Regions from separate parts of the Homo sapiens genome. Here region 2 is linked to region 1. Evidence: chromatin loops called from intact Hi-C (ENCODE). Cell type or tissue: HepG2. All regions are shown on one strand. Each heading gives the region's core, and the rest is flanking DNA. Links, peaks and the distances in the headings are about the cores only.

What was found. A loop is a pair of places that touch in the nucleus more often than their neighbours do. Peaks named below come from ENCODE experiments on the same cell type or tissue, not always from the same donor. Only the 100,000 strongest peaks of a DNase experiment are listed, where the experiment ranks them.
Region 2: a loop joins it to region 1, with 2.7 times the contacts of the local background. A loop is called at or near these places in 1 of 110 quality-filtered maps.

Annotation. Positions count from the first base shown.
Region 1 is chr13:51,516,119-51,531,660 of GRCh38, forward strand. No RefSeq gene overlaps it. Among named protein-coding and RNA genes, the nearest start is that of MIR4703, 29 kb to the right of the region's middle. In HepG2, for the core only: no CTCF peak of the experiment used is centred there; DNase peaks (open chromatin) are centred at 7,233 and 8,343.
Region 2 is chr13:51,466,316-51,481,857 of GRCh38, forward strand. It overlaps the pseudogene RN7SL320P. Among named protein-coding and RNA genes, the nearest start is that of INTS6-AS1, 21 kb to the left of the region's middle. RefSeq lists an enhancer at 12,318-13,517. In HepG2, for the core only: no CTCF peak of the experiment used is centred there; no DNase peak of the experiment used is centred there.

The sequences.
Region 1 (15,542 bases), core at 5,112-13,111:
TCCACATCCTCTCCAGCACCGGCAACAGGCAATTGTTAAACTGACATTGATTTTATATTATTACCATTATTATTTGAATTTTTAAATTAAGCAATGAGGTGTGGGAAATTGTGTGTAGTGAACTGATCATGGACTATAATATTAGGTTTTTATTCTTAAAAGTACTTTAATTCTCTTTAATTTGATTAGTCAATCTGAAGATCGGGTATCTTTTATTATATTAAAAATAGACAGCCTGGGCGACGTGGTGAAACCCCATCTGTACAAAAAAATACAGAAAAAAGTTAGCTGGGCATGGTGGTATGAGCCTGTGGTCCCAGCTGCTCAGGAGGCTGAGGTGGGAGGAACACTTGAGCCCAGGAGGCAGAAGTTGCAGTGAGCCGAGATTGCACCACTGCAATCGAACTGTGCAACAGAGTGAGACCCCGTCTCAAAAATAAATAAATAAATAAAAATAAAAACAATGAGCAGAACAATTATACATTCATTCATTTAATACTTTTTTCTACATCATTCTATGAGCAAGAAATGTAATTTAGTTTTGGATACCAAATGACCACAAAAGCAAGCAGCTATTTCTCTTTTATTAAAATTCCCATGAGGAGTGCAATGATCTATAGTGTGGAGAACAACCATTCAAATGAAGTTTTGAGTGTACAGTCTTATTTTATTAAGATAAAATAGTCATGAGAATCTTCCAAAATTCCTATGGAAATCATATCATTTCCATTGACTTGTATGTATAAAAACTGACTAAAACGTTGTTAATTTCAGATTCTTGTAGAAACCTGTATTTGCCTTCAAATGTCTCTAAGACTTCCTACACTGGAGTACACTCAGCCCTCATCCAGCTTATGCAGGCCTGATACTACTATAACAAGACCTATTTTTCTATACCTAAGCAAATATATTCATAGTATTTTAAAATTGCCTTTTTTGCAACATTTAGCAAGAACCGCACAGTTGTTCTGTCGCTCTGACCTAGCAATCCTGCTCCTAGGAACTTACCCATAAGAACTAATTCCACAAAAGCAAAAATCCAGTTGCACAAAGATTTTAACACTATCTATAGCAGCCAAAATCTGAAAGCAAAATCATTTTCTACAACAGGAAAATGACTTAGAAAAGCATAGTGCATCAACAAGATGTCCTATATGTGATCATTAAAAAGGACACTAGGAAGTGGCAGAAATGTCAAAAATATTTTGGTAAACCTTAAATTAAAAAGCAGTATTTTTTAAATGACATTTATGTTGTGATTATAAATATACAAAAATAGACGAGCTAGTGGAGGACTAGAAGACAATTTGGAAAATAAAAACAGTTGCTCAGGGTAGGATAGAGGAAATTAGGAGTTTATTTTACTTCTTATAAAAATGTCTCAGAGGCCGAGGCAGGCGGATCACGAGGTCAGGAGATCGAGACCATCCTGGCTAACACAGTGAAACCCTGTCTCTACTAAAAATGCAAAAAAATTAGCCAGGCGTGGTGGCGGGTGCCTGTAGTCCCAGCTACTTGGGAGGCTGAGGCAAGAGAATGGCATGAACCTGGGAGGTGGAGCTTGCAGTGAGCCAAGATTGCACCACTGCACCTCCAGCCTGGGTGACAGAACGAGACTCAGTCTCAAAAAAAAAAAAAAAGTCTCAAGTTTTGTTTTACCTCAGCTTTTCAATTGAAGTAATATAACTACTTGCTATGGAGAATCAATTTAAACCATAAAAACACATACACATAGGTCAAAAATAAAAGCTGGACTTTTACAGAATTGATCCATATGTGTTCTCTGTGCATTTCCTCCTATAGCTAACTTTCTAGTGCCATCATTTTTACCAATGTCTTTAAACCTTGTGGAGTTGCTTCCAAGATCATGCTGGGCTCCCATCAAACCTATGATACCAAAATCTCTGGGGATTGGGCCTAGGTATATGTATTTTAAATCCACCCTTCCATCCCCAGGTAATTCTAACATGCAGTTAGGTTCAGAATCAGAGGACTTAAAGATGACCTTTCCAAATCGGAAATTTAAAAGCAAACAAAACCTCATTTTAAAGAAATACAAAAGTTATAGTCAACATTCAGGTGACTACTTTCAATTTTGATTTCTTGGGATATAGAAATGAGTGGCAGATGTGTTCACAGTACTACAATCCAAGGCATGATTTTGTGCTGTCCTTGGAAAGCACCAAACTAAAGAAGATCCTACAGAACATAGATGATCCCATCCCGGACCATATCCTCAAGTGACCGGCTCCTGTGTCCACGTGGCCTTGCCAAAAGGCAGCTAGACGTTCTCAGGGATTTCCCAGAAGGCAAATATTCCTTTCCTCATAAAATTTGCGTATGGTGCTCAGAATGCTCTATGTATCCCAGAATTTCTATTATTTTGATTTCTAGCCATTTTCAGAAGCCCAGATGCTCCCCTCAGGCACATAAAATTCTGTAGCCGCCAGGATCCACATAGCAGAGTGGAGGGACACAGCAGAGCTTGGAGTAGGTGCAGGAGGAACAGAGCCCACCATAAATTGTTCTCTGAGTTCCAGCCAGATGCAATGGGGTCTGCCCCTCAATCTGCCTTTTTCTCCAAAATGAGTGCATTGTAATCCATCTTGGCCCTTCCCTTTTCTCTGCTTTGTGGGTTATATGTTATTTTTCCTCACTTCACAAAAACAGGCCATTGTCACAATTTAATATTAATTTAGAAGGAAGCTGACCCGACAAATTTGAGAAAACCAAGTCCCAGAGAGGATAAATGACTTGCCCACGGTCACGTAACTTGATGATGCCAAGCTGATTTCCTGCCTCGAAAGCCACTTTTCATTATTATGAGGAAATGCATATGATTAACCCACAGTCTGGAGGGCATGTGTTTTAGGTTGTTCTCATAGCAGGGACGATTGGCAGTGACTTCATCCACACCCTCCTACCCAGCCATCCTGAACGGGTGACACACAGCTGAGACATCTGCTGTGGAGTAGGAAGGCTTCACACTGGGGCATGCTGGAGGGACACTTGAGAGATACAGAACCTGTGGTGCTGTCCTTGTTAACAGCACACATTCTTAAGATTAGAGCATCTTAGAGGGAAAGGAGAAGGGAGATTCATTTGTGTCTCCAACCTACCCTAGGTTGCATGTTAAACCACTCACCACAACATGCAGAGTGGGAGGTAAATAATTCAGTGTATACAGGTTCTGCATATATGTCATCAACGATTGATATGTTTCTGTATTCAGGTGGTTGTCAATATATGAATGAGATATAGCCTATATTACTCCAAAGAATTTAGTATTTAAAATTCTATATTCATTTTTGTTAGAGAAGATATTACTGCACAAAGGCCTACTTAGCCCCATATTACTGGATGTGACACTGATGGTTTCAGGAAACTTAACTGCTGAGGACTGAATTATGTCCCCCATCCCAAAATTCTACAGGTTGAAGCCCTAACCCCCTATGTGATGATATTTGGAGATGGGGCCTTTGGGAGGTAATTAGGGTTAGATGATATCATGAAGTACAGTCCTCCTGATGGGCTTAATGCCCTTCTAAGAAGAGACATCATAGAATTTGCTCTCTCTCCCCCATGTGAGGACACAGGGGGAAAGTGGCCAACTGCAACCTGGAAGAGGCCCTCCCTAGTACCCACCCAGGCTGACACTGTGATCTCAGACTTCCAGCCTCCGGAACTGTGGGATAATACATTTCTGCTGTTTAAGCCACTCAGTTTGTGGTGTTTTTTTTTTTTTTTTTTTTTTGCCTAAGCAGACTAATCCACCAACCTCCAAGAACCATACTAATTCTGTTGGCACACAGCATGGGTACTAGGAACACCAGATGCTCTTTGCTCTGGGCTGCCAAATGTCCAGCTTTGGAGGGAAGTCAAGGATCCAAAACAGTAGCATAAGTTCTAATGCTAGCTCTGGAAGCTATTCCTATGCAAGGTATCCAGAAATTAGGCATGTCATAGATAAACATAAAAGTACAATTGCACAACGATGTATGCATTCACTCATCCAACAAATATTTATTGAGCGTCAGCTATGTGGCAGGCACATAGGTGCTGGGGATATAGTAGTGAACAGAACAGACTCAAATCCCTGTCTGTTGGGGAGGACAGACAATCCATGAAATAAATAAGTAAAATATATAATCTACTAGACAGTGACAAGTGCTAAGGAGAAAAATTAAGCTGCAAGGGTCCTAAGGGATACTGGTGGTGATGTTAAATAGAGAGGTTAGGGAAAGTCTTATTAAATAGGTGCTGGGTGAGGTGAGCTAGGGAGCTGTCTGTATATCACCAAAAGAACATTCCAGAATGAACACAAAAGCAAAGGGCATGAGGTGTGCTGGGAAAATATCAAAAAGGCATGTGTGGCAAAAAAGACACGAAAGGAAGTAAGAGAGGGCAGGGGGTGGCATAGATCATGCAGCATTCATACCATTCCATCGACTCCCCTTCTCTGAGCAGAGCTGCAGCACGATCTGCTCCACATTTCAACACAGTCTCTCAGGCTGCTGGGTGTGCAGGGTTGCTCAAGTAAAGGCAACTTTGAAATGTGTGCTGTGTGGGTGTCCTAGGGCTGCCAAAACAAACTGCCACAAGCTGGTGGCTTAAAACAACAGAAATGTATGAGCTCATATTTCTGGAGGCTGCAAGTCTGAAATCCAGGTGTCTGCAGGGCTGATTTCTTCTGGAGCCTCTGCCTGAGAATCTGCTCCATGCCTCTCTCCCAGGTTCTGGTGGCGGCTGGCAATCCTTGGCTTGTGGCTACATCGTTCCAAGCTCTGCCTCCATCTTCATATAGCCTTTTTTTTTCCCCCTGTGTGTGTTTCTGTATCTCTGGGTCTCAATCTCCCACTCCTCTCTCTTATAAAGACACCAGTCATTGGATTTAAAGCCCATCCTAATCCAGTGTGACCTCATCTTAATTAATTATATCTGCAAAGGTGATATTTCCCAATAAGGTGACACTGAAAGTTCTGGATGAGCATGAATTTTGGGGGGAACACTATTCAATTCATTACTTATCACTAAAATACAGCCTTTAGGTTTATAAACTGAAAAAAATAGCCTTTAAAAATAATCAGTACTAAATTTTAGTCTGTTCCTGCAGTTTATAGGAAGGTAAATACCATATGAAATCAGGGTTGGCCTCTTAGCAAGTTAGAATTGGCTGAAAACAAAGTATAATAAAGAAGGCCAGAGTCCAGGGACTCTAAGGGACTAATCTGGCTTTTTTTTTTTTTCAAAGTAATAGTGAACATATATGAATATTTGAAAAGAAAACAAAAAGATATTTTCACAAAACTTTCAGTAATGATGACTTTGGTCCTGTCCTTAGTGAATGGCCTTGACTCTGGCCAGGTCGTTCAGTAGATCTGTGCCTGGGGTCTCCAGTATACAGTCAGGGTAAATTGTTCCAATCCTTTACCAGTGACTTTTTAAAAGGGAACATGTTTGTGCTCCATGAAACAAAAATGTGAAATAAATTCAACGTCTACAAATAATAATCATCAAACCTGAATTCTTATACTGGCACATCTCTTCCCCAAACTCACCCCTTGGGCACTTCTCTCTACAATGTCTTCCAAGGCCAGGTCACCAAACTCCAGGCAGAAGTCTCTGGAGAGAAGATCACCAAGGACAGCATGGGTTACTGCTTCTTTTTCCTGTCCAGTTTGCTGTGGACAGCCATGCTCCCCTAATGGCATTGTCTGAACATGTTTTTATACGGCTGTGCGCCCCTCAGAATAATGTCCTTCTGGGGAGGTTATTTCACCCCCAACGCCTGACCTTGTCAAAGGCCTGCCCCTCAGCCCTCGTACGCTAATGCTGCCCACCTGATGATACCCAAGTATGCTCCTGCCCCCTTCCCATTTGCTGATGTGGCATATAGAGCTTTAGCTGGATCACACATGAAATCAAATTGCCTGCAGGACAGCTTCATGTACAGTCCACAGTATGTTGAGAGAGAGGCATCCCACCAAAGCCTCCAGCGCAGCACCCGTGGAGACCAGCAGTACAGATATCCTTCATTGCCCTTCTCCCCCTAGGCTACCACCCCCAGGACCTGTGCTCATATTTTGGCACGTTAATACTAAGCCCGGAGATACTGAAAGCATTTATTTTTTTGCATACCTTTTCATTAAAGTTCAGTCTTTTTTGCCTTTCTTTTTGGTTTCCCACTTTTTCATTTAAATGGTAGCATATTAAATACACTATTGTACACCCTGCTTTTTATATAACTGTATTGATGTATATTTTGCATATCATATAATTTACCCATCTCAAGTGTGTACAGTTGAACGATTTATTTATTTATTTTGAGATGGAGTCTTGCTCTGTCGCCAGGCTGGAGTGCAGTGGCATAATCTCTGCTCACTGCAACCTCCACCTCCCGGATTCAAGTGATTCCCCTGCCTTAGCCTCCCAAGTAGCTGGGGCTACAGGAACATACCACCATGCTTGGCTAATTTTTTGTATTTTAGTAGAGACGGGGTTTCACCATGTTGACCAGGATGGTCTCAATCTCCTGACCTCGTGATCTGCCCACCTCAGCCTCCCAAAGTGCTGGGATTACAGGCATGAGCCACCACACCCGGCCTTCACTTATTATTATTATTATTATTATTTTGAAATAAGTCTTGCTCTGTCACCCAGGCTGGAGTGCAGCGACACGATCTCGGCTCACTGCAACCTCTGCCTCCCAGGTTCAAGCAATTCTCATGCCTCAGCCTCCTGAGTAGCTGGGATTACAGGCACATGCCACCACACACCTGGCTAATTTTTGTTTTGTGCTTTTTGTTTTTTGAGTTTTTTATTTTTTTGGTAGAGATGGGATTTCACTATCTCTACCAAAAGATGATCTTGAACTCCTGACCTCAGGTGGATGGCCAGGCTGGTCTCGAACTCCTGACCTCAGGTGATCTGCCTGCCTTGGCCTCCCAAAGTGCTGGGATTACAGGCATGAGCCACCAAGCCCGGCCTGAATGATTTGTTTTTTGTTCTTAGTGAATTTACCAGGTTGTGCAACCACACACCATAAATCAGCTTTTGATCATTTTCATCCCTCAGTAAGATCCCTCGTGCCCATTTACAGTTACCAGCCCCCTCCTCACCCAACCCCAGGCAACCTCCTTTGCTCCTGATGAGCAACTGTGATAAAGTAGTTCTTGGTGTTGTCATTACAGTCTAAACAGATTTGGCCAGTTTCCCTCCCATCCTAGGAACCAGGCTTTTTCACCGTGGCTGTCTTTCTGGTCTGAGCCAGAGGGCAGTCTCAATGGTGACGCCAAAGGCTGGGGGAGGAAGGAAGGAAGCTGTGGCTGGCACACCTCCATGTGCTTGAATCCACAGGCCCCTCTGCCCCAAACCAAACCACACTGTCTGCCTCCTATGCCAGCTCTGCTGAGAACAACTTTTTAAAAAACTTTAAAACAAAATTTTCAAGAAAAATGACTAAATGTCTCAGTCTTAAATTTTCTCTAATTTTAAAAAAATTGGTGTATTTTTTTTTAAAAATCCTGGATTATAATGACCAAAAATTTTTCCTAAGTGAAAAACACCAAGTTGAGGTAAAATGACACATTACCATGCTCAGGTACACAAGGTTATGCCTGTCACTGACCATTTGGAGTTTTGGTTTTGTTTATTAAGGAAAAGTCAAAGCAAACACAGGAATCGAGAACCACTGAACTCGAATGAGGCCTCCATCAAGGCCTTTTTGAAGAGCAGTGGTCAATCACAGAATTAAAAGAAAGGCAATCAGGTCAAGTTGTAATGCAGTTTGACTTAAAATGCATGTGCACAAAACAGCTATTTCTGCCTTCACCTTCCCCTTTGCTCTGTGAGAACAGGAACATATAAGGTCGTCTATTAATATTTTTTTAAAGAATGAATAAACAAATGAAGGCCTAATATGTCCTAAGCATTATGTAGCCTTGATGTCAAGAAATCCAAATAGAATGGAGAAGTGGACCCATAAACAAATAATTTCTATATGCAGTAGTCCTCCCTTATCCATGGGGAATACATTCCAAAACCCCCAGTGGATGCCTGAAACCACAGATACTACCAAACTCTGTCTATACGATGCACAAATTTATTTTTCCTTCTTCACAATATCACAGATAGAAGTTTCATTCTTACTGTAGATTTTAGAAACCTTAGCATATGAGTTTTTTCCCTTAGTAGTCTGAGAACTTTTACCTTTTTACTTAACATAAGCACTTGACAGCATATCCAAATTGCCAGCATCACCACTCTTTCACTGTGGGACCATCATTAAGTAAATTAAGGGTGACGTGGACACAAACACTGTGATACTGTGACAGTCGATCTGATAACAGAGAGGGCAAATAAAGTGACTCAGGGGCAGGGAGTGTCAACAGTGTGGATCTGCTGGACAAAGTGAGGATTTCCATCCTGGGCAGGACGGAGAAGGATGGTGCAAGATTTCATCATGCGGCTCAGAGTGGTGGAAAATTTAAGACTTATGTTAATAAATTGTTTATTTTTAGAATTTCCCATATATTTTCCAACCACAGTTGACCACTTATAACAAAATCACTGAAAGCTAAACTGTGGATAAGGGGGACTACTGTAGTATGATAATCAACAGAAGTAATGTCAAGGTATCATAATAGCTCACCATGAGCAGTGGTTAATTTGGGTTGAGGAAGAGGGCAATGATGAGGGAAACTTTGCATATGCAAAATATGAGCTATTTAGGAGAAATAGGCATTCTCCAGGAAAGCAAAGACAAAGAAGGTCATTCCAGGCAGACGAAATAGCCTATGCAGAGGGAAGAAATAGTTTAGTCTAGCCAGAGCATAAAACGTAGATAAGTTTCCCCCTGTAGCCATGAGGCACAGGGTAAGCCTGAAAGAATGAAGTCCTGGGTGAGGTCAGATGTGAGAAGCAAGAAACAGTTTGACGGCTGTATTAGTCAGGGCTCTTTAGAAAAGTAGAGCCAATAGTATATAGCTATACAATACTACATTGCTTAATGATGGGGATACATTCTAAGATGCTTTGTTAGGCACTTTTGTCATTGTGTGAACATCACAGAGTGTACCCACAGAAACCTGGATGGTATAGCCTACTACACACCCAAGTTATCTGGTATAACCTATTGCTCCTAGGCTACAAACATGTTACTGTACTGAATACCATACACATTGGTAACACAATAGTAAGTAATCGTGTATCTAAACATAGAAAAGTTACAGTGAAAATGCAGTATTATAATCTTATGGGACCATTGTTGAACATGCTGTTTGTTAACTGAAATGTATTATGTGGCACAGTGACTGCATATATATTCATATAGAGAGAGACAAAGAGATCGTATCAGGCTGTTCTTGAATTGCTACAAAGAAACACCTGAGGCTGGATAATTTACAAAGAAAAGAGACTTAATTTGTTCATGGCTCTGCAGGCTCCAACATTTGCTTCTGGTGAAGCCCCAGGAAGTTTCCAATCATGGCAGAAGGTAAAGAGGGAGCTGGCATGTCACATGGTGAGATCCGAAGCAAGATACAGAGGGAGGAGGTGTCACACATTTTTAAACAACCAGATCTTACATGAATCAGAGCAAGTACTTACTCATCACCAGGGGGACGGTGCTAAACCTTTCATGAGGGACCCACCCTTATAATCCAATCACCTCCCACCAAGCCCCACTCCAACACTCGGTATCACATTTCAGCATGAGATTTGGAGGGGACAAATATTCAAACAATATCAGAGATTGATTATAGGAATTGGCTCATGTGATTATGAAGGCCAAGTCCCACAATCTTCCATCTGCAAGCTGGAGAACCAAGAAAGCTGGTATAGTGATTCAACATCAGTTCAAAGGCCTGAGAACCAGGGAAAGCTGATGATGTAAGCCTCAGTCTGAGGCTGAAGTCCCAAGAACGAGTAGCACCAATGTCTGAGGCAGGAAAAGATGGATGTCTCAGCTAAAAAAGGAAGAAGATTTGCCCTGCCTCTACTTTTTTGTTTTATTCAGACCCTCGACCAGTTGGATGATGCCTGCCCCTATTGGGGAGGATGGATCTTCTTTGTTCAGCTGCTGATTCAAATGCTAATCTCTTCCAGAAACGCCCTCACAGACACGTCCAGAAATAAGGTTTTACCAGCTACCTGGGCATCCCTTAGCCCGGTCAAGCTGACACATAACACTGACTATCACAATGTTCAAGTTCAAGGGAGTTGGGAGAAGAAAGAACTGGGCATAAAGCAAAGGGTCTTCAACAGAGGACAGAACAGACAGTGTGAGCAATGGTGTAGAATAATGAAGCAATTTTTTTGTACTAATTCATTTGCAGCTGAAAGCTGAGAATGTAGGGAAGTGGCAGTTGTAGAAGCCATTGTTTTGATGGACTAGGTGGCATATGGAATTGTTGTATGTGAATTTGAGGATAGGGAGACAGGTGTACCAGATAAAAGTAAAGCAAGGCAAATACTCTTCAAATACTCAGTTTGTCAATATTTTGTGGATAGGGTTAGTGAATGGGTAAATGTGGACTTGAAGAAATTTTAACAATATCCCTAAAACCAGTAGAAAACCAAAATACTTGAATTATAAGTCAGGTATAAGGACAATTAGGGTGGGCTGAGTCAGGATAAATTAGCATCATGTGAGATCTGCAAACAGTTGCCTTTGTGGTTAAGACATACTCCCCTCCATCGGCATCCACCATTGCTGAGGCTTGGGTAGCTCACCGTGTAAACAAAGAGGCAGGGAAGCACTAACTGGGCAGAGCCCACTGGAGCTCAGCAAGGCCTACTGCCTCTATATATTCCACCTCTGGGGGCAGGGCATAGTAGAATAAAAGGCAGCAGACAGCTTCTGCAGACTTAAATGTCCCTGTCTGACAGCTCTGAAGAGAGCAGTGGTTCTCTCAGCATGGCGTTCGAGCTCCAAGAACAGACAGACTGCCTCCTCAAGCAGGTCTCTGACCCCCAAGTACCCTGACTAGGAAACACCTCCCAGTAGGGGCCAACAGACACCTCAAACAGGTGGGTGCCCCTCTGGGATGAAGCTTCCAGAGGAAGGATCAGGCAGCAATATTTGCTATTCTGCAGCCTCCACTGGTGATACCCAGGCAAACAGGGTCTGGAGTGGACCTCCAGCAAACTCCAACAGACCTGCAGCTGAGGGGTCTGACTGTCAGAAGGAAAACTAACAAACAGAAAGGAATAGCATCAACATCAACAAAAAGGACATCCGCACCAAAAGCCCATCTGTAGGTCACCAACATCAAAGACCAAAGGTAGATAAAACCACAAAGATGGGAAGAAACCAGAGCAGAAAAGCTGAAAATTCCAAAAAACAGAGCACCTCTTCTCCTCCAGAGGATCACAGCTCCTTGCCAGCAAGGGAACGAAACTGGATGGAGAATGAGTTTGATGAGTTGACAGAAGTAGGCTTCAGAAGATCAGTAGTAACAAACTTCTCTGAGCTAAAGGAGCATGTGCTAACCCATCGCAAGGAAGCTAAAAACCTTGAAAAAGGGTTAGATGAATGGTTAACTAGAATAAAGGGTGTAGAGAAGACCTTAAATGACCTGATGGAGCCAAAAACCATGGCACAAGAACTTCATGACACATGCACAAGCTTCAAAAGCCGATTTGATCAAGAGGGAGAAAGAGTATCAGTGATTGAAGATCAAATTAAAGAAATGAAGCAAGAAGAGAAGTTTAGAGAAAAAAGAGTGAAAAGAAATGAACAAAGAGTCCAAGAAATATGGGGCTACTGAAAAGACCAAATCTACATTTGATTGGTGTACCGGAAAGTGACAGGGAAAATGGAACCAAGGTAGAAAACATTCTGCAGGATATTATCCAGGAAAACTTCCCCAAGCTAGCAAGGCAGGCCAGCATTCAAATTCAGGAAATACAGAGAACGCCACAAAGATAATCCTCGAGAAGAGCAACCCAAAGACACATAATTGTCAGATTCACCAAGGTTGAAATGAAGGAAAAAATGTTAAGGGCAGCCAGAGAGAAAGGTCAAGTTACCCACAAAGGGAAGCCCATCAGACTAACAGCGGATCTCTCGGCAGACCCTACAGCCAGAAGAGAGTGGGGGCCAATATTTAACATTCTTAAAGAAAAGAATTTTCAACGCAGAATCTCATATCCAGCCAAACTAAGCTTCATAAATGAAGGAGAAATAAAATCCTTTACAGACAAGCAAATGCTGAGAGAGGCCTGCCCTACAAGAGCTCCTGGAGGAAGCACTAAACATGGAAAGGAAAAACCAGTACCAGCCACTGCAAAAACATGCCAAATTGTAAAGACCATCGATGCTATGAAGAAACTGCATCAACTAACAGGCAAAATAACCAGCTAACATAATGACAGGATCAAATTCAAACATAACAATATTAACCTTAAATGTAAATGAGCTAAATGCCCAATTTAAAAGACACAGACTGGCAAATTGGATAAAGAGTCAAGACCCATCAGTGTGCTGTATTCAGGAGACCCATCTCATGTGCAAAGATGCACATAGGCTCAAAATAAAGGTATGAAGAAAGATCTACCAAGCAAATGGAAACCAAAAAAGAGCAGGGGTTGCAATCCTAGTCTCTGATAAAACAGACTTTAAACCAACAAAGATCAAAAGAGACAAAGAAGGCCATTACATAATGGTAAAGGGATCAATTCAACAAGAAGAGCTAACTATCCTAATTATATATGCACCCAATACAGGAGCACCCAGATTCATAAAGCAAGTCCTTAGAGATCTACAAAGAGACTTAGACTCCCACACAATAATAATGGGAGACTTTAACACCCCACTGTCAACATTTGACAGATCAACGTGACAGAAGGTTAACAAGGATATCCAGGAATTGAACTCAGCTCTGCACCAAGCAGACCTAATAGACATCTACAGAATTCTCTACCCCAAATCAACAGAATATACATTCTTCTCAGCACACCACACCTATTCCAAAATTGACCACATAGTTGGAAGTAAAGCACTCCTCAGCAAATGTAAAAGAACAGAAATCACAACAAACTGTCTTTCAGACCACAGTGCAAGCAAATTAGAACTCAGGATTAAGAAACTCACTCAAAACCGCTCAACTACATGGAAACTGAACAACCTGCTCCTGAATGACTACTGAGTAAATAATGAAATGAAGGCAGAAATAAAGATGTTCTTTGAAACCAATGAGAACAAAGACACAATGTACCAGAATCTCTGGGACACATTTAAAGCAGTGTGTAGAGGGAAATTTATAGCACTAAATGCCACAAGAGAAAGCAGGAAAGATCTAAAATCAACATCCTAACATCACAGTTAAAAGAACTAGGGAAGCAAGAACAAACAAATTCAAAAGCTAGCAGAAGGCAAAAAATAACTAAGATCAGAGCAGAACTGAAGGAGATAGAGACACAAAAAACCCTTCAAAAATCAATGAATCCAGGAGCTGGTTTTTTGAAAAGATCAACAAAATTGATAGACAACTAGCAAGACCAATAAAGAAGAAAAGAGAGAAGAATCAAATAGATGCAACAAAAAATGATAAAGGGGATATCACCACTGATCCCACAGAAATACAAACTACCATCAGAGAATACTATCAACACTTCTATGCAAATATACTAGAAAATCTAGAAGAAATGGATAAATTCCTGGACACATACACTCTCCCAAGACTAAACCAGGAAGAAGTTGAATCTCTGTATAGACCAATAACAGGTTCTGAAATTGAGGCAATAATTAATAGGCTACCAACCAAAAAAAGTCCAGGACCAGATGGATTCACAGCTGAATTCTACCAGAGGTACAAAGAGGAGCTGGTACCATTCCTTCTGAAACTATTTCAGACAACAGAAAAAGAGGGACTCCTCCCTAACTCATTTTATGAGGCCAGCATCATCCTGACACCAAAACCTGGTAGAAACACAACAAAAAAAAGAGAATTTTATGCCAATATCCCTGATGAACATTGATGCGAAAGTCCTCAATAAAATACTGGCAAAAGCTTATCCACCACATCAAAAGCTTATCCACCACGGTCAACTTGGCTTCATCCCTGGGATGCAAGGCTGGTTCAACATATGCAAATCAATAAATGTAGTTCATCACATAAACAGAACCAATGACAAAAACCACATGATTATCTCAATAGATGCAGAAAAGGCCTTCGACAATATTCAACACCACTTCATGCTAAAAACTCTGAGTAAACTAGGTATCGATGGAACATATCTGAAAATAATAAGAGCTATTTATGACAAACCCACAGCCAATATCATAGTGAATGGGCAAAAACTGGAAGCATTCCCTTTGAAAACTGGCACAAGACAAGGATGCCCTCTCTCACCACTCCTATTCAACATAGTGTTGGAAGTTCTGGCTAGGGCAATCAGGCAAGAGAAAGAAATAAACGGTATTCAATTAGGAAAAGAGGAAGTCAAATTGTCTCTGTGTGCAGATGACATGATTGTATATTTAGAAAACCCCATCGTCTCAGCCCAAAATCTCCTTAAGCTGATAAGCAACTTCAGCAAAGTCTCAGGATACAAAATCAATGTGCAAAAATCACAAGCATTCCTATACATCAATAATAGACAAACAGAGAGCCAAATCATGAGTGAACTCCCATTCCCAATTACCACAAAGAGAATTAAATACCTAGGAATCCAACTTACAAGGGATGTGAAAGACCTCTTCAAGGAGAACTACAAACCACTGCTCAACTGAAATAAAAGAGGACACAAACAAATGGAAAAACATTCCATGCTCATGGATAGGAAGAATCAATATTGTGAAAATGGTCATACTGCCCAAAGTAATTTATAGATTCAATGCTATCCCCATCAAGCTACCACTGACTTTCTTCACAGAATTGGAAAAAACTATTTTAAAGTTCATATGGAACCAAAAAAGAACCCAGATTGCCAAGACAATCCTAAGCAAAAAGAACAAAGCTGGAGGCATCACACTACCTGACTTCAAACTATACTACAAGGCTACAGTAAACAAAACAGCATGGTACTGGTACCAAAACAGATATATAGACCAATGGAACAGAATGGAGGCCTCAGAAATAACACCACACATCTACAACCATCTGATCTTTGACAAACCTGACAAAAACAGGCAATGGGGAAAGGATTCTCTATTTAATAAATGGTGCTGGGAAAACTGGCTAGCCATATGTAGAAAGCTGAAACTGGACCCCTTCCTTACACCTTATACAAAAATTAACACAAGATGGATTAAAGACTTAAACGTCAGACCTAATACCATAAAAACCCTAGAAGAAAACCTAGGCAATACCATTCAGGACATAGGCATGGGCAAAGTCTTCATGACTAAAACACCAAAAGCAATGGCAACAAAAGTCAAAATTGACAAATGGGATCTAATTAAACTAAAGAGCTTCTGCACAGCAAAAGAAACTATCATCAGAGTGAACAGGCAACCTACAGAATGGGAGAAAATCTTTGCAACCTACCCATCTGACAAAGGGCTAATATCCAGAATCTACAAAGAACTCAAACAAATT
Region 2 (15,542 bases), core at 2,939-10,938, 52 kb before region 1:
GTGGGATTTGATAAATGCCAAAAAAAAAAAAAAAAAAAAAAAAAAAAAGAGTTCCAAATACTATGAGGAGCATTTACCCAAGAGAAAAGGACAAGAAAGAGGAACTTTATAAATTATTAGAGAAGAGGGTATAGAACCAGGGACCTGACTTCTCAAAGCAAAGAGAAAAAAAAATTTATCTTTTGCTCTTAGAAAAGCAAGTAGGTTTTTTAAAAAATTACCAAAACATCAAATGAAGCAAAGACTAAGATGTTAGATTAAGAAAGCCATTGTTGTCTTCTATAAGTCTTTTTTTTTTTTTTTTTTTTTTTTTTTGAGACGGAGTCTCACTCTGTCTCCCAGGCTGGAGTGCAGTGGCGCATCTCCACTCACTGCAAGCTCCACCTCCCGGGTTCACGCCATTCTCCTGCCTTAGCCTCCCACGTAGCTGGGACTACAGGTGCCTGCCATCACGCCTGGCCAATTTTTTTGTATTTTTTTTAGTAGAGACGGGGTTTCACGGTGTTAGCCAGGATGGTCTCGATCTCCTGACCTTGTGATCCGCCCGCCTCGGCCTCCCAAAGTGCTGGGATTACAGGCATGAGCCACCACTCCTGGCCTATACGTCTTTTTAGTGGAATATAGATACAGAAGAAATAAGGTAAATTAGATCACTAGGAGTTGTAGTGAATGAAGTCAGAGAATATATAACTTCTCTTTTTGCACAAAAAAAGATAAAGGAAAAACTCTAATATGTTTTTAGGTAGAAAAAGAGCAAGGAAAAACTGAGGCTGTGAGAAAGGTATAATTGGTATGGCAGGTCTCTGGAGCAGGAGAGGACAGGGTCAGCTTCATAGATGGGGTCATTAGGATGTGAAAGATGGAGCAATGACTTCTCTGAGACCAGAAATAATAACAAGAATACAAGCAAAGTAACTAGCACAATTCCCAGTGTGATGGTTAATTTTATGTGTCAACTTGACTGGATCACAGGATACCCAGGTATTTGCTCAAACATTATTCTTGGTCTGTCTATGAGGGTGTTTCTGGATGAAATTAACATTTGAATCTATAGACTGAGTAAAGCAAACTGCCATCCCTAATGTGGGTGGACCTCACGCAATCAGTTGAGGGCTAAATAGAACAAAAAGGCTAAGTAAGAGAGAGTTCCTTCTGCCTGACTGCCTTTGAGCTGGAACATTGGTGTTTTTCAGGCTCAAACTGTAATACTGGCTCTTCTCAGGTCTTGAGCCTACTTGCCTTCAGATTGGAACTTTACCATCTGCTCTCCTGGTTCTCAGGCCTTCAGGGGAGTCTAGAACTATGCCACTGACTCTCCTGGTCTCCAGTTTTTCAACTTCAAATCTTGGGATTTAGTCTCGATGATCATGTGAGTCAATTCCGTATAATAAATCTCAGACAGATAGATAGATAGATAGATAGATAGATAGATAGATAGATAGATCGATAGATAGATCTATCTTTCATTGCTTTTGTTTCTCTGGAGAACCCTAATATAACCAGTATTTAGTAAATGTTTAATGTGTGTTGAATGACAATTATAGAGGAAATCAGAAGTGGAGAGGATGTATGCAGAGGGAGCTGTGAGAAGTGGACAGCTGCCCACACTAACCAGTGAGACTAAAGACCCAGCCAAGTTCTTCAGGGAGATTGCTTTGGTAGCTATGGGAATAATATGGACAAGCAAGCAAGTCATCTGGACTCTTGATGGGCTGAGATGCCACGCTGGCAAGCAGGTGGTCAACCTCTAGGAGATTCAACAAGCATGCCTGTGAGGGTTCAGAGCGCTGTGTCAGGAATGTGATGGGAAGTAACAGGCAAAGGCAAAATATTACTGGTATTAAGGAAATGGCGTTAAAGAAAACGGACACTTCACTGTCTACTTGTGTCAGAGCTTCCCCATGGTCATTTAATCTAACACGCCTGTAAGCTAAGTGTTCCTACTTTTTCAGAAAAAGAAATGGAAACTAAGTAACATGAATTAACATAGTCCAGGGTCACAAAGCAACATGGAACAAGAACCTGGATCTGAATTCAGAGGCAGAATGCTGGGTAAGTATGACGATGCTTATTGTTGGCCCACCTGTGGGAATTGGGGGTTAGGGACAGGTTTCCCAACCTTGTGATGACTATAGGAACCGGGATTCAAGGGAGACACAGGCATAAAGGAAGATGTCAGGGAGACCATCAACAAAGTATCATGTAAGGCAGGAATTTGCTCACAGGAAAATGGGAAGGATAAAAGGGGACGTTAGTGAGAATGTCATTTTAATATTCAGTTCACTAATCTCCAAAGACCGATGTTCTAAAAGAAAGTGTGAATAAAATAGTTTAACATCTTATTATGCAATATCTATCACTGATGATAGGCACATAAGGAGTTCTCGTTACATCTACTTAATTTGCCAGATTAACTGATGCTCCTTGTTCCTTCTTTCTTTACTTTTTCTTTTTAGAGATAGGGTCTTGTTCTGTCGCCCAGGCTTGGGTGCAATGGCATGATCACAGCTCACTGCAGCCTCGAACTCCTGGGCTCTAGTGATTCTCTTGCCTCAGCCTCCCTTGTAGTTGGACTACAGGTACAAATCACCATGTCTGGCTCTTGTTCTTTAACACATGCTTGTAGCTCAAAACTAGTAGAATTCCCTCTGATACATTTGTGAACCTCTGCTCCTACTACAAGTTTTATGCTACTGAAGTCAGTTGCCTTTTTCTCAAACCTGCTTATACCAATTAAACTTGTTATTGAAATTAATTAATTAAATAGGTAAACCAGTGAAATATGAAACAAAAGTCAGTCACTAAAGAAATTACTGGCAAATTAAGTATAAGCAAAACAACTGCAAAAGTCTCGAAAAAGTGAGTAGAAATTTACAGATATTTTGTTGGCAAATGAAATACATTTGTAGTTTAAGTTAAAATTTAAAATTAAAGATATGTATGTATCATTTTTAAATTTCTCTGTTTAAATTGACTTTTTCCCTTCACCAATCACAATATCAGTGTTGGATAAGGGAACTTTCACTATATCCTGTGTTGTATTTGTATGGTACTTTTGATCATTCTTTTAATAAAAGCACAATCTATCTAGAAAAGCAAAAATAAAGACTGGAGTCCATGTTCTTTTAGTGACTCCATTCAGCACTTTCATGTGAATTCTCAGTACTGCATCTATTACTACATATCTTCGTAAACTGTTCCTCTAACTCTTAGGGAGAATATGATTCTTACATACTAAAGTTTGTATCATGAACATTTATGGCTCACTTGTATTCACAAGATTATGAGGAATTATGCATTCAGGAGCAGGTTAGGTTGTCATCATCATTGTTTTTTCATGATAAGCCAATGTGTACAGCATGTTAATAGTTTTCTCTGTAAGGAATCTTAGAAATAGTTGAGTGCACTTCTCTAGTATTAAAAACGAGTAAATGGACAGGCATAGTGGTGTGCACTTTTAGTCTCAGGTACTCAGAAGGCTGAGACAGGAGAACTGATTGAGCACAAGAGTTCTGGGCTATAGTGTGCTATGCCAAGTGGGTGTCTGCACTAAGTTTGGCATTAATATGGTAACCTCTCGGGACAGGGAACTACCAGGTTGCCTAAGGAGGGCTGAACTGGTCCAGGCTGGAAATGGAGCAGGTCAAAATTCCCATGCTGATCAGTAGTGGGATGGCACCTGTGAATAGCCACGGCCCTCCAGCCTGGGCAACATAGCAAGACCCCATCTGTCTCTAATTTTTAAAAAATGAGTAAACTGAGAACTAGGGTTAAATAAACTTGCCCAAGGTAGAAATTTATTGAAATAAAATTAAGGGAAATGTTTATATAGCCCTTAACATTATGTCTTCTCCATGATATATAACACTTTAAATCCAAGGATCTCAAAACACTTTTAAATCAGATCATTAATTCTTCTGATATCTATGTATCAAATTATTCTGTTTTCTACCAGCTGGTTGTCCCTTGTCAGACTAAAAGTCAACATTTTCTTTGTGGATGAATCAATTGAGAGTTGCATTCATCTGGGAATAACAAGGGTTCACCTGAAAAACGAGGGTTATTTTTATCACATATGTCTGAGGTAGTCAGTCCAGGCCTCATCTGTCCACTGTGTACTTCATAATGTCATCAGGAACATTAAGCTTTCTCTGTTTTCTTGTTCAGCCATTCTCAATATGTGTTTGTCAACTCATAATTACCTAATTCACCTCAAGTATTGTAGGTTTGGTTTGGTAGAAGTAATAGGAAGGAGAAAAGAAAGCATGCCAGCTGAGCTGGCCTTCCTTTAAAAAAGAGATTTTTCTGGCTCACACCTGTAATCCCAGCACTATGGGGAGGCCAAGTTGGGTGGATTGCCTGAGGTCAGGAGTTCGAGACTAGCCTGACCTACATGGTGAAACATCATCTCTACTAAACATACAAAAATTAGTCAGGTGTGGTGGTGGGTGCCTGTAAGCTACTTGGGAGGCTGAGGCAGGAGAATCGCTTGAACCCAGGAGGCAGAGGTTGCAGTGAGCCGAGACCGGGCCATTGCACTTTAGCCTGGGCAACAGGAGCAAAACTCCGTCTCAAAAAAAAGAAAACGAGATTTTCTAGAACTGTGCCTAAGTGTCCAACTATTGATCTGATTTGCCAACTATATCACGTGGCCATTTCCATTTGCACAGGAGGCTGGGAAATGTAGTTTTTGGCTGCACATATGGCCACCTCCAACCAAACTGAGGCAATTAGTAAGGAAGGCGAGGATAGGTGTCGGGCGACTGGTGATCTTTGTCACTGCAGGGCTGTTGCCAAGATTAGAAAGAATGCATGTGTGGTTCCTGGCTTATACCTGTCATCTAGTAGATGCTGAAGAACAGGGAGCTCTTATTTTGTTAGAAAAGATAAAACAAGTGGTAATGTTTCCAAATTTCTTTCATAGTAATTGTGCAGTGTTTTCATACATGCAATGAATTCAATGTGGTAATAAGATAACTTTTACTAGAAGAACAAATTTTTACTAAACTGCCATTTTGCACTAAAATACTGGTACCACAACTTTTAAAAACTAATTTGATTAACCAGATTATCATTTGAACAATGGACAATGAATGTGCACTACAGTCTCAAAAATTTTAAAATATAAGTAACTTTTTCCTCTACTTGTGTTTTATGAATTGGAAAATATTTGTTTATTGTACAGTCACATAATGATGTTTCCATCATGGATGCACCACATATACAACTGTTCCATAAGATCATAAGGGAGCTGAAAAATTCTTAGGGCCTAGTGACATCAGTTGTAATGTCATAGAACAACAGCTTACTCATATGTTTATGGTGATGTTGGTGTAAACAAACCTACTATGCTGCCAGTCATATAAAAGTAAAGTATATACAGTTATGTACATTACATAATACTTGATCATAAATGACTGTTACTGGTTTATATATTTAGTATATTAAACTTTTTACCATTATTTTAGAGTATGTTCCTCTATTTATAAAAAAAGGGTTAACTGTAAAATAACCTCAGGCAGCTCCTTCAGGAGGTATCCAAAGGCATTGTTATGGTGGGAGATGACAGCTCCATGCCTGTTATTGCCTCTGAAGACCATGCAGGACACCATGTGGAGATAGAAGACGGTGACATTGAGAATCCTGACCTTATGCTGGCCTAGGCTAATGTGTGTGTTTGTGTCTTAGTTTTTAACAAAAAAGTTTATAAAGTAAATAAATAGAAAATAGCATATAGAATAAGGATATAAAGAAGGGAAATATTTTTGTACAGGGGTACAATGTATGTGTGTTTGTTTTTTCTTTTAGGGGGTTTGTTTTGTTTTTTTGAGACAGAATCTCACTCTGGTTGCCCAGGCAGAAGTGGCGCCATCACAGCTCACCGCAGCCTTGATTTCCTGGGCTCACGTGATTCTTCCACCTCAGCTTGCCGAGTAATTGGGACTACAGGCACGCACCACCACGCCTGGCTAATTTTTTGTATGTTTAGTAGAGACAGGGTTTCACCATGTTGCCCAGGGTGGTCTCGAACTCTTAGACTCAAGCAATCCGCCCGCCTCAGCTTCCCAAAGTGCTGGGATTACAGGCGTGAGCCACTGCATCCAGCTGTGTGTGTGTGTGTGTGTGTGTGTGTGTGTGTCTGTGTGTGTGTTGTTTGTTTGTTTTTTGTTTTTTTCTTTTTTTTGAGACAGAGTCTAGCTCTGTCACCAGGCTGGAGTGCAGTGGCATGATCTCAGCTCACTGCAACCTCCACCTCCCGGGTTCAAACGATTCTCCTGCCTCAGCCTCCCAAGTAGCTGGGACTACAGGCACAAGCCACCACCCCCAGCTAATTTTTGTATTTCTAGTAAAGACGGGGTTTCACCGTGTTAGCCAGGATGGTCGCGATCTCCTGACCTCCTGATCTGCCCGCCTGGGCCTTCCAAAGTGCTGGGATTTACAGGCCTGAGCCACCGCGTCCGGCCGTGTGATTTAATCCAAGTGTTATTATAGGAGAGTCAAAAAGTTAAAAAAGGCGGGCGCGGTGGCTCACTCCTGTAGTCCTAGCTCTTTGGGAGGCCAAGGCAGGTGGATCACCTGAGGTTAGGAGTTTAAGACCAGCCTGGCCAACATGATGAAACCTCGTCTCTACTAAAAATACAAAAAAATTAACTGGGCGTGGTGGTGCGCGCCTGTAATCCCAGATACTCGGGAGGCTGAGGCAGGAGAATTGCTTGAACTCGGGTGGCGGAGTTTGCCTTGAGTGGAGATCGCGCCATTGCACTCCAGCTTGGGCAAGAAAAACGAAATTCTGTCTCAAAAAAAAAAAAAAAAAAGGCCAGCGTGGTGGTTCACGCCTGTAATCCCAGCACTTTGGGAGGCTGAGGCAGGCGGATCAGGAGGTCAGGAGATCGACACCATCCTGGCTAACACAGTGAAACCCCGTCTCTACTAAAAATACAAAAAATTAGCCAGGCGTGGCGAGTGCCTGTAGTCCCAGCTACTCGGGAGGCTGAGGCAGGAGAATCACTTTAACCTGGGAGGCGGAGGTTGCCGTGAGCGGAGATTGCGCCACTGCACTCCGGCCTGGGCAACAGAGCGAATCTGTCTGAAAAAAAAAAAAAAAAGTTAAGAAAATAGTTTATAAAGCAAAACAATTACAGTAAGCTAATTATTGAAAAGAGAAAAACATTTTTATATAAATTTAGTGTACAGTATTTATATAAAAAGTCTACAGTAGTATAATGTCCTAGGCCTTCACTTTCACTCAGCACTCACTTGCTCACTAAGAGCAAGTTCCAGCCCTATAAGCTCCATTCATGGTAAGTGCCCTATCCACGTTACCATTTTGTTCTCTTATATCATATTTTTACTGTACCTTTTTAGTGTTTATACACACACACATAACATTGTGTCACAATTGCCTACAGTATTCAGTACAGTAACATGCTGTACAGGTTTGTAGCCTAGGAGCAATAGGCCATACCATATAACCTAGGTGTGGAGTAGGTTATACCATCTAGGTTTGTGTAAATAAACTCTATGATGTTCACACAATGATGAAACCATATAGTGGTGCATTTATCAGAATGTATCCCATTAAGCAATGCATGACTATATTTATCATTAAATTATGTATCGTATCATAAATAAAGCCTATTCAAATGGGTGACGTGTTTAAAAAATAACATCTGTTGAACCATTAAAATTTTACCATAAATATTTATTTGTACTAATATATTGTTAAGTAAAGATCTTGATCTTCAAAAGATGTGTATTTGGGGATCACTGGAGTTGTTTGTTTGTTTTTTAGAGACGGGGTCTCACTATGTTGCTCAGGTTGGACTTTAACTCCTGGGCTCAAGCAATCACATGCCATCATTCCTGGTGGGTTTTTTATTTCAGTCACAAGAATTTCTAGTTTGCTGTAGGCATTACCACTACAATGGCAATACCAGAAGTTTTATATAGGGTATTTGATTTTGTGAAGCAATAAGAGGAAAAAGACAAATATTTATTTGTCATTTTATATATTTTTAAAATCACTTTTCACACATAAATTAAAAATGTTAGCAGAATTTCATAGATATGAAAACAACTAGACTAACATCTCTCACACACAAGATACATTGTGTGCAGTCAATACAATGATAAAACAAAAGGCTGAAAAACAATCCAATGTTTTGTTATACTGGACTTTAATCATGTAAGTCATTGTTTTTAAATAAGTGGGCAAAACAGTTCATATAAAATCTTTGCCTAAATATTTTCTTTAATGTGAACTAAATAGGAAAGGAGTGGATGTACATGTGTGTGTAAAAAGGAAGGGACTCTAGCCATTCTAAAAGTTCATTGAATTCATTCTGTAAGTGATGAATTCAGTCAATATATAAAGTTCAAACCCAAACTTTTCCCCTTTATTGCAAGATTTATTTTTTCTACATAATTACTAAAATACCTGACTCCATTATCCAGTTAATTAATATGTATATGTATATGTAGATATATATATATATATATCTTCAAATTGCAGTTTTTAAGCTACCATAGTTCCACCAGTAAGTTGTACATGCTTTTTTCTTTTGAACTTTTTCTTGCTTATTTTTTCTTGACTTAGATTTTTCCCATCACCTGTAATTCAGCTTATTTTAGATAACCTTTGTCTTTCTTTAACTTATTTAGCCTAATTTCACTTCTTTCATACGGATGCCACAACCCCTATTTTACCCCAATTTAGCATATGTCTTGTTCTTAATAATGGTACTTATGTCAACACTATCATTTCATTGGCAACATTCTCACTGCTTGAAGTCAGGCTCAATGATGAAGGAGAATTTGTTTAATTTTATTTTTTATTGACAAATAATAATTGTACGTATTCATCATTGTGATTTTTGGATCCCATAATCTATAATGATCAGAGAGAGTAATTAGCATATCCATCATCCCAAACATTTATCATTTATTTGTGTTGGGAACATAATCCTCCTAGCTATTTGAAACTATGTTATTGTTCACTATAGTCATCCTACATCTATACATGGTATAGAACACTAGAACTTATTCCTTCTGTCTAGCTGTAATTTTCTATCCTTTAACAAATCTCTCCCTATCCCTCCCTTCCCCCTGAGAATTTGTTTAGGTATAAATATATTTTAGAAATAGCTGAAATAAAATGCACATGTTTAATTCTTTCCATTTTTTCCTAAACTTCTTAACCATCCAGATGGTACTTTTTAAACTTGTTTTCTTTACTCCTTCCATATTTATATTTCTTTCTAGTTTTTCATGATCTCCATTGTAGAATCTTTGTAATACCCAACTTGTTTTATGTTCCTTTCCTTCCCACATAAATAGAATGTGTACTCATTTCACTAAGCTTAATTAAATTGTAGTTTCTCAGGATAACTATATCTTTTATGACTGCTAATATAGTTCTCTCCTTCTTTCTGCATTGCCCTCTCCCCCAGAACTCCATTTGCCATCCTCAGCATCCCCTTATCTAGCTAGACTCCGTATCACTGTTCCAAACCCAGTTCAGAAAACCACTCCTGACTCTTGAGCCCTTGGTTCAATACTCAGTTCCAGTATGTAGCAGAGCTTGAGACCATGTCTTACTCATCATAATATCTGCTCAAATATTTGTTGAATTAGTGAATGATTAGGTTACATGCCTTATTCTAAACTCCTAGTCTGATTCATCTGTATTTTTCTAGGTAGAACCCTCATTCTACAGTAATACAATTTTTTTCATCTTGAGCTTTTCCTAAACATGTCACTCTTGTTACTTGCTGTCTCCCTTTAATCCACTCAGCCTTTTGCAGATAAAAAATTTTAATTTCAGTTAAAGTGCTCTTTATTTTTCTCACCAACAAGATCCTTTTATACTTTAAGGACCATTTTCACCTTCATAAGGAATCTGAAACCTATTCAGATCCAGTAGTTTGCTCTTTTTCACAGATCAAGCTAAGCAAACTCCCCTGGCAGGAAGCCACCAGAAATTTCAGTTACAGGATACTGCCATATTCTTTCACAAAAAAGGGCCTGGTAAGTGCAAGTGATGCCCTATTTCTCTTAGCTGTCTCTAACCCTTGCTCAAAGAAAGGGTAAGTAAAAATGGGTGACATGTTAGACGTTTAAAAATGAAATAAAAATGCATACACACATGGATAAAGTACTTCCTAAAGTATGAGCTGCCTTATTTTCTCAGGTATAAAATTATTTTAGGGAAGTTTCAATAAATCAAATGTTAAGAAACTGCTAAAACATTTTTTTGTGAGTTGCTTTCATTTTGCCTGATTTATAATTTCAACACTCTGCTCTACCACAGAGTATGTAGGTTTGTCTGTCATATCATAGCTTTCAAAGGGATATTCTTATTTTAAATCTCAACATCATCATTAAATTGTTCTAATAATAAGAGGCCTAAATTTTAAATCCTCAGGGACATCAAGGCATCTCATCTGCTATGTTATTCAAGCACTGACAGCATATTGCAAAACATCTAGGCAATAGAGGGCAAGAACAAAACCTAATGTTGTTACCTTATTGACAGTTCCTAAGATACATCATAAAATTATAAAATGTTTTGTTTAAAGCTGGTAGGCTATTTTAATAAGCGAAGAAAAGGGGATGGAACTTCTAAGTGTATCTATTTCAAGATACATCTTATAATTGACCCTTTTTCCTCCTTAAATAAATGTATTCCTCCCAGTACATAGCTCAGAGCATTGTTATAACATCCTTGAGAAGGAGTCATTTAAAAATGGAGTTAAGAAAAGTTCACATTTCAGCCTTGTAAGTGGTTTAGTTACGTGATGACCTTGAAGATTTAGCTCCAATTGTACAGTCTCGTAAAGGGTACCTAGCGTAGCTTAGAAAAGACAATACCCCAAAATTCACTTTTACGCTACTAAATATTTTTGCTTATTATGATTTTGTTGAGGAAGGATTGGAGCTGGTAAAAAGGCAACAGGCATTTGTGTAGTGGTCTGAAGTTTGACGGCCAAAAATAAACATAGGAAAAAAATCATGACTTTCAGATGTGTGACTTTGAGATCTGGCACAGGCTGAATTCAAGTTTACCTTTGCACTATTAAAAAAAAAAGTTTGCTAGGCAGATGGGTAAACAGTAGAGTTTATCTTACTTTATAATGAGTGTTAAACTATACATGATCTTTAGCCTCAAAATTGTTTATTCACAAATAATAAAGAGAAGCATTGCAGCCATACCTAAAAAAGACCTCATTTTCATACCTGATTATTTTATCTGCCTTTCACTTATGTTGCTGTGTTTTTAAAGTTATAGCAGTTGTTAAAAGTTGTAAACTTATTTATAAAAACTTACGAAACTTTTAGAAAACTTCTGGTATATACACACACACACACACACACACACAAACACACAAAGCAGGGGCGCATGCATTTATTTATTTTTAATTGATACAGGCTTTCCCCCTGTTGACTCTCAGCCAGAGACATTTAACTGGGAAACATTTGGAAAGGTATGAGGGCATTTTTCATTTCTCAATGATGGATGAAGGTCAGGCAGTGAACCACTGACTTTCAGTGCCAGGAACTAAGTATATGAAACAGTCTACAAAATGTGGGACTGACTGTCCCGCACAACCATGAATTATCCCATCCAAAATGCCAATAATGCTGTCACCCTTAAGAAACTCAAAGGGCTCAGCTATAAAAATAAATGAAGTGTTCTTCTTGAACAAGTACAGAAGCAGAGGAGTGTAGGAACTCCATGTGGACTGCAGAGACAGACAGCTTGAGTTCAAATCCAATTTATAGCTGTATGACCTGCATGTTTAACAACATTTAATGATCTGAGACTCAGTTGTCCTATCTGTAAAATGGGTATAACAGTAATACTTGACTCATAGACTTGTTTTAAGAATTAAACAAGTTAAAAGATAGAAAATGCTTGGCATATGGTAATCTCTCAATTGATGCTGGCTAGTGCTATTACAAGTTCATTCCAGTCTGTTTTATGTTAATTAGTATTGGTGAGAAAATGTACAAATATATTTTTTGAAACCTGAAGCTTCTAAATTAAAAAATCTTTAGGTCAGAATTCATTATGCATTAGAAGATATTTCTTGATAATGATAATCATAATGTAAACATGTTCTCAGTCACTAAATATATTCAGACAAAGCAGTAGGAAAGGGTTAAGGGAGCATTCCCAGGCTGAAAAAAATTTCTGTGGTCTGTGGAACAGAGAGGGTGTCAGGGGGATGCTTCACAGGGTGTAGAGATGCAGAGGAGGCCTAACTGAATTATAACCGCGAGTTTGCACAGTGGTGAGCATAGCTGATGAGATGCAAGCAAAAAAAGAGTATTGCTGACCTAGGACCATGAGGAAAAACCAAATCCAAATTAGTCAAGTTGGAGGACATTTGTTGAAAACTCCACACTTCCATGAGGTCTGTAGCCTTGAGCCTATCAGTGCCGACACAGAACATTCTGAATAGTTCAATGCCTCTTTCTGTTAAAGAGGAGACGCCTCACTCTGCCGCTCAATCTTGGACTTGTTTGTGCACAGAGGTCCTTGCTTATGTAACACTCGCTTTTAACTATAATTCACAGAGTCCTTTGAACACATAAAGGGAAAGCCACTTTCGCTCCTGTTAAGGATGTATAAGCACAAAAAATGAACAGTGAATTAATCCTAGTGTTTTATACATTTTTTTTTAAAAAAAGAATCTAAGCCAGAATGAGGTTACTGCCTAGGCAAAGAAGAAGACAGCTCATCACAGGTGAGTGTAACACGTTTTTCATATGTACAAATTAAGCAGCCTGAAACAAAAGGCACTCAAAAGGTAAAAGAATACCAGTCACCCCTCTGATTTGTCAAATCAAAGTTCTGTCAACTGTTAGATGTGTTATGTGATAATGCAAACGATAAATGCCTTAATCACAAATAAGATTGGATAATATCACCATTAGTAGGAGACTTCCAAAAATAGCAATAATAGTACTATGTTGACTCATTCTCTTTCAAAGACTGAGTCACAAAGTACAAAATCCAGTGAGTTAGAATTGATGACGGTAAATATCCTATTCCCCTGTCACTCTTGCTTCCTCTTCCTACTCTCTAAACCTTCACATTGCTATTCAGTCTCCTCCATTATGTTCCCTAGCTGTATATTTACATCTTGTACACACACCCACTTTGCTTCAGAGACCCTCTCTAAAGTTTGCCTTACTTAGATAGCACTGCTGTGAATGTTTCTCAAATCTCTGTCTTCACTATTGTCCCCTTCCTCACACTCCAGTCTTCATGTTACTGGGAGCTTTTAGATAGTGCTACTTAAATACAAATATTCTACGCTGAAATTCACACATTTTCTTCCTACAGTTCACATTCAAATCATCAACATATCTGGACTGCTATTTACAAAATACATCTAGTATCTGACCATTTCTCACCGCCTCCACCCTGGTCTAAGCCACCGTTAACTCTTCCTGGGTTGTTATAATAGCCTCCTCACTGATCTCGATGCTTCTACCCTTATTCCACTTCCCTCTCTCTCTCTCTTTTTTTTTTTTTTTTTTTTTTTTGGAGACTGGGACCTCACTTTGTCACCCAGGCTGGAGTGCAGTGGCATGAACATCATGAGGTCTGTAGTCTTGAGCCTATCAGTGCCGACACAGAACATTCTGAACATTCTCACTGCAGCCTCAGCCTCCTGGGCACTCGAGTGCCTCCCACCTCAGCCTCCCAAGTAGCTTGGACTACAGATGTGCACTACTATGCCCGTCTCCACTTCACATTATTTTAAACACAGCAGCCAAAGTGATGCTTTTAAAATAGAAGTCACATCCATGACACCAATCTCGTTCAGAATAAAAGCCAAATTCTTTACAATTTATAAGGTCCTACACAATGAGACTCTGACCTTGTCTGTTACTCTCCTTCCCCTCAGTCTTCTTGTTCCCTCTGGCTAGAATGTGTCTCCCCCCACCCCCCAGGCATCCGCATGACTTGCTTCCTCACCCCCTTGAAGTCTTCACTTGAATGAATTCTCCACGAGGTCTCCCCTGACTACCCTGACCATAGCTTATTCCCCTTTCCCACTTTTCTTCACAATGCTTTGTGCTGACATAAACTTATTTACTTATTTATTTTTTGACTCTCCATACTGGAAACTGTAGGGACAGGGGTGTTAGTCTATTTTGTTCACTGATAGATCTCTAGGGCCTAGAATGATGCCTGGCACACGATTGCCATTAAATGAACACTTCTTGAATAAATCCCAAATCTCTAACTCTTCTAAAATCAGCTCCAAATATGGACTATCCTACTTTTCCTGAAGATCCGGTTTTCTCCTGCTAAAAGTCTATCCAGTTTCAAAACTGTGCAGTTATCTCCTTGTCTCTGTCCATCACTAAGACTTATTAGTTGACAAATCCTTTCAATTCCTTAATGTTATTAGAATCGGCTCTATTGCTGCTATCTTTTGTTACTAACAGCCTTGTTTGGTTCAGGCTTGGACCTGAATCCTATCTCCACCATTTACTGATTGTAAGATCTTGGGCAAGTTTATTTGGGCAGAGGGAGGGAGGAGGTCTCAGGTTTTCTTTATTATTATTATTGAGACAGGGTCTCACTCTTTCGCCCAGGCTAGAGTACAGTGCTACAATCATAGCTCTCTGCCACCTTGAACTCCTAGGCTCAAGCAATCCTCCTGACTCAGCCTCCCAAGAAGCTAGGACTATATAGGTGACTGCCACCATGCCTGGCTAATTTTTAAAATTTTTTTGTAGAGACGGAGTCTCACTTTGTTGCCCAGGCTGGTCTCTTACTCCTAGCTTCATGTGTTTCTCTGGCCTCGGCCTCCTAATGTGCTGGGATTACCAGTGTGAGCCACCGTGCCCAGCCTCAGGTTTTCATTGATCAGGTAGTATCTACTTTACAGAATGCTTATGAGCATTACATGAAATAGCGTATCTAAAGCACATATTCATACCTGACACATAGTAAGTGATCAATCTATTCCTTCATGCCCGATCCATGGCAATGGAGTTCTGTTATCCCTTCTCCTTGTCTTATTCCATTTCAATACATCATACCAATGCTACCAAAAAAATCTTTTATAAGTGTTGCTTTGATCATGCTGCTCAATTACCTACAACTTTCAAAATCTTTCTACAGAGGAAAGGAATTATAATTTGTGTGCCACTATGCCCCCGGTGCTATATGTACATGACATAATTTAAAATGCCAAATCATTCATCTAACATTTATAGCCTACCCAACTCTGCCTTTCCTCTTTCTAGCTTCGATGGTTAATTTTATGTGTTAACTTGGGCAGGCCATGGTACCCAGATATTTGGTCAAGCACCTGTCTAGATGTCTCTATGAAGGTATTTTTTAGATGAGATTAACATTTAAATCAGTAAACGTTGAGTAAAGCAAATTAGTCATAATATGCATGGACCTCATCCAATCAATTGAAGGCCTTAGGAGAAAGAGTTGAAATTCTTAAGAGGAAAAGGCTGAGGTCTCTCAAGGAATAAGGAAGTCTGCCTCCAGACTGCCATGGGAC